2 separate regions of the Homo sapiens genome follow, and region 1 is linked to region 2. A link is an interaction called in ENCODE POLR2A ChIA-PET data of the cell type or tissue named here. Cell type or tissue: PC-9. All regions are shown on one strand.

Region 1 (2,500 bases), 240 kb before region 2:
GGTTTTTCGGGAAAGGGCTATTATCAATTTTGTTTCAGAGTTTAAACTATAAATTCCTTTCCAAGGCTAGTTTGGCCTACGCCCAGGAATGAACAAGGACAGCTTAGAGGTCAGAAGCAAGATGGAGTCGGTTAAGTCTGATCTCTTACACTGTCATAATTTCCTCAGTTATGATTTTTACAAAGGTGGTTTCATTACCAGCTTATACCATAAAGTCCTGCTGGGAGTCACAGTGGGATACCATGCAAAATGCTGTGAGAAAACTTCAGAGAAGCAACTAACCAATTTTTGGAGTCCAAGAAAGGAAATCCTGCTGGAATTAGGAGACCATAGACTTTTCGAAGTGTACCCTTTACCCACTTACCCACTAAGTGATCAACCTGTTGCCCAGAGGCGCCCCTTGTCCAGAGACATCCTGTGCTAACTTGTTCTTGCATTGCTATAAAGAAATCACCTCAGACTAGGTGATTTATAAAGAAAACAGGTTTAATTGGCTCAGGCTTCTGCAGGATGTAGAGGAAGGATGCATCTGCTCAGCTTCTGGGGAGGCCTAAGGGAACTTTTACTCAAGATAAAGGTGCAGCGGGAGGAGGCATGTCAAAGGCAAAGACAGGAGCAAGAGAGAAAGTGGGGGGAGGTGCAAAACACTTTTAAAGGACCAGATCGCTCAAGAACTCATGCACTACTGAGAGGACAGCACCAAGTCATCAGGGATCCACCCACATGACTCAAACACCTCCCTCCAGGCCCCACCTCCAACGCTAGGGATTACATTTTAACAGGAGATTTGGTGGGGACGCATATTCAAACTATATCACACACTTCTGTTACTATTAAGGACAGATTCTGAACAGCAGTGCCTTAGGGTCTTGGACAACGCTAACTTCCTTACAGCATTACTCCCGGAAGGATATCCAGCCCTTAGAAGCTGATATAGTTAAAAGCAAATAGATTGTAAAAACCATAAAATGCCTGGGGCCATGCTAACTAGAGCTCTGAGGCCTCTGAGAATTGACTGCAGTAAATCTTCCTGTCTTATGCAACCACATGTCTCTTCTTAGAAGGATCCAGGTTTTTTCAAATCACCCGTTAAAATTATTCATCCATAAATTATTTTTATTATGATCTAAAAGGCTTTAATTCTGTTTGATGTAATCCGTGCTTTACATACAAAACATTCTGAGATAATCTCTAAGTTTTCATCAATTTATTAGACATCTACTGAGGTGCCATGATCATTATCACAAACTGAAGGGTTTTCATATCTTGACTTTTTTAATTCTTTGTCTCCAATCTTAATTATCACACACTCAATTTTCCCACACCTGTAGGTTTATTTATATAGTGAAGTAATTTGGGGAAGGGTATAAATACACTGAAGAATGCAAAAGTCAACAGAATCCCTCATCAGACTTTCAAATGGCTTCTGGACATAGCTCAGCTGTCTCCTTTCTGGAACTTCCAAACTGTATAGCAGGGGCTCCTTCCTTTATCTGAGCATCACACTAGGGCATGCTCAGGACAGTTCTCTTTAATTCATACTTTTTTTTCTTTCCATGTCAACTACAGTACTTTGCCCCTGGTATCACTAACAGAATATAATTCCAGGTGTTGAATTTGAGTTCATTGGTAAAGGTTAAGGGCTCTGATTGTCTGGAAGAACTCAGTTTGAATTTTAACTCAGCCACTGACTAGCTGTGTGACCTTGGGAAATTTACGTCACATCTCTAGACCTAGTTTCCTTATCTGAATAGAGTGGTTATAAAGATTGCATGAGATAACATATGTGAAAAGCTTAGATCATTTTAATAACCAAGAATCTTTCTGTTTTACATGTATTAACTCATTTATCCCTTATAAGATGACCATCCCATGGGACACTTAGGGATATATGTCATGTCACTATTTTACAGGGAGTTCATATCTCCCCTACATGGTACATTCTGTAACTCCCAGTCACAAAGATGAAGGCCAGCTTTCTTACCAAGGCCAGGCTTGAGGTGCTAGTTGCTCTAGGCATACAAGCCCTCAAACCCTTCTAAATAGCGCTTTTCACATGCTCCACGCAGCTGTTTCCCTGAGATAGGCAGCCTGCAACTCTTTGCACTAGCTGCAAACATGTCTCTGCATTTTAGTCCGACAGAGCTGGCTTTGCTGACATCAAGGACGTGGTGCAAAGCACAGCTCTTTAGTTTCCAAATGAATGAAAATGACATATTGAAAGCGGGGCTGGCCACAGTATCTAGCTAGAAAACAATAATGACTCACAGGAAAGACAAAGACTGAGTAAGCACCAACGAAAGGCCACTCATCCCTTCATTAACATCACTGGGGAAAATATGGTCTCACTATGGAACAACCAAAAACATACAGACAAAAGTCTCCTGGGCTTTTGAGCATAGTCTAATTCCCATCTGGCTTATAAATTTCCTAACTTCTAAATTAATTACACTAGGAGTTGGAAGAGAATAAACAGTGGCCATAGATATTAGAAATTTTT
Region 2 (2,500 bases):
TTATGCCCTTTCACCTTATGCCCAAGGCCACTGTGCAAGCACAAACTTCCAGGAAAAGCATAAAGATAAGGTAAGAATCTCTAGGAAGGAAGGTATTAGTGTGCCCTACTGTTCAGAACTCTGCCCCATCCTACTTCCTCACTCTTCTCCCAGCCTCAGATTCTCTGGCTCTCACCTACCTTATCTGCTTCTGGAGCATTTCCATTATTTATCCCGATGTAGGTGTAGGAAATCAGTTTTCCTTTTGGTTCATCTGGGACTTGGTTGGAATTAAAAGAGAAAAACAAACCCCAAAATAAATAAACTCAAGGAAAAGAGAGAAAATATCAGAGCACAGAAATGGATAGGTTTACAAAACTCAGATTTTTTTTTTCTTTTATCCTAATCTCCCTGAGGTCTAGTGATAGCCTGGTTGGATTGGTAGTTTGTAAAGTGCACAGCTTCAATTATTTCTGGCCTCCACACTGTCTGGGCTGACAGGATGGAGGCTAGACTGAGCTCCTTGGATTTCTGGTCCAATGTTACTTTAAACAAATCATCCCTGGTGGAATCTCAGGAAAAATGCTGGGTCTTTTTGGAACTCGGTTCTGTGTCTATTTTCTGGGATTAGCCTTTAGATTATCTGTCATCCCCAGGTCGGGACTCAACTGATTTTCCTTCAAATAGACTCCTGACTCCCTGGGCCCAGCTTTCTTCTTCTTTCTAAGTTAAAAAAAAAGAAAAATTCCCTCTCTGCTCTGCAAGGAATCTGCCCTCAATCCCAAGGCCTTCATATTCAGCACTGGCAGTCCAGTTAGTCTTTGTGGCCTTGATCCCTGGAAATACAGCTCTTGCTTTAATCCTGTGTTTACTAACTTGGTTAATTAGTCTGATGGATACTCCTTTTTTTTTTTTTCCTTTTCTTTTCTTTTTTTGACGTAGGATCTCATTCTATCACCCAGGCTGCAGTGCAATGGTATTATCATGGCTTACTGCAGCCTCCGCCTCCTGAGCTGATCTTCCCACCTCAGCCTCCTGAGTAGCTGGGACTACAGGCTTGCACCACCATTCCCAGATAATCTTTTTGTGGAATTTTTTTTTTTTTTTTTTTTTTTTTGGAGATGGAGTCTCACTTTGTCAGGAGACTCCAGTCTTACTCTGTCAGGCTGGAGTGCAATGGTGCGATCTCTGCTCACTGCAACCTCCGCCCCCTGGGGTTCAAGCGATTCTCCTGCCTCAGCCTCCCGAGTAGCTGGGATTACAGGCGCCTGCCACCACACCTGGCTAACTCTTGTATTTTTAGTAGAGACAGGGTTTCGCCATGTTGGCCAGGCTGGTCTCGAATTCCTGACCCCAGGTGATCTGCCCGCCTCGGCCTCCCAAATTGCTGGGATTACAGGCATGAGCCACTGTGCCCGGCTGATTTTTTCGTGTTTTATACAGACAGGGTATCGCCATGTTGCCCAGGCCAGCCTCAAATTCCTGGCCTCAAGCAATCCTCCTGCCTTGGCCTCCCAAAGTGTTGGGATTACAGGCATGAGTCACCACGCCTGGCCCTAATGGATCCTCTTGAGTATCAGATTCTCTGAGACAACTCATCACTCAGAGATATCCCCCTTCATGGGAGTGGGCTCACTGGAGCTGACCACTTTCATTACACAATTTAAAAACACAAAAACAAACACACATATATACAGCCCTGCTTGCCACCAAGGAAACAGGAGGGATGTTTTTACCACAATTCTTAGATTTCCCCATCCCAAGCTTCTTTTCTACAAAGGTGTAAAACCCCTGACCAAATAATTATGGGGCCCTGGCTATAGTTTTCACATTAAACAGCTGAGCTCCGAGGGGCAGGATTACATAAAGGTCAAGTACATAGGCTCTGGGGGCAGATCATTGGATTTGAATCCTAGCTTTGCTGCTTATTAGCTGATTGACTATTGGCAAATTACTTATTGAGTCCTTGCCTTAGTTTTCCCATCTGGAATATGGAGGGAAATAATAGTGACTACTTTTACGGCCACTGTAGCAATTTAATTAATACGTGTAAAGAACATAAAACAGGGCCTGGTACATTGTAAGTACTCTGTAAATGTCAGCCACCATCATTACCACTGTACAGGTCTCTTGGACAGTTAGATTTTAAAAAGTAATGGTTGGTGTAGTGGTGTTAGCAGTAGGATTGAAACTAAAATTTAGAGATTAGTTACGGGTAACTCCAGTGTTCCCTACAATAATAGTTGAGTTAAAACAGTGAACAAGATGGACTATGAAACAGTTCATTGAAACGTTAAACAACATTGTTTCTGTTGCAGGGTTCAGGAACCATCTAAGGGGTCTGCAGCCTTTTGTATTTGTGCCAGTGTTCACCTTTTCAGGAAAGTATCCACCAAAGTCATTTCTTTTTATGACTAACTCTTCTTGTTTCTTGATTTTCTTGTCCAACTCTCCTAGCTCACTATGTATCTAGATTCTATCTAACATGGATTTTAGGGTGAAAACATTCAACCTTTTGCCA

The links. ChIA-PET counts read pairs that join two places held together with the same protein. Peaks named below come from ENCODE experiments on the same cell type or tissue, not always from the same donor. Only the 100,000 strongest peaks of a DNase experiment are listed, where the experiment ranks them.
Region 1: POLR2A ChIA-PET joins it to region 2 with 12 read pairs; 2 of 35 experiments call an interaction of 5 or more read pairs at or near these places.

The regions. Positions count from the first base shown.
Region 1 is chr11:110,075,841-110,078,340 of GRCh38, forward strand. No RefSeq gene overlaps it. Among named protein-coding and RNA genes, the nearest start is that of ZC3H12C, 16 kb to the right of the region's middle. RefSeq lists enhancers at 503-797, 1,886-2,055, 2,356-2,405. In PC-9, no CTCF peak of the experiment used is centred here; DNase peaks (open chromatin) are centred at 941 and 2,268; H3K4me3 peaks cover 375 bases; H3K27ac peaks cover 2,500 bases.
Region 2 is chr11:110,319,659-110,322,158 of GRCh38, forward strand. No RefSeq gene overlaps it. Among named protein-coding and RNA genes, the nearest start is that of RDX, 24 kb to the left of the region's middle. In PC-9, no CTCF peak of the experiment used is centred here; no DNase peak of the experiment used is centred here.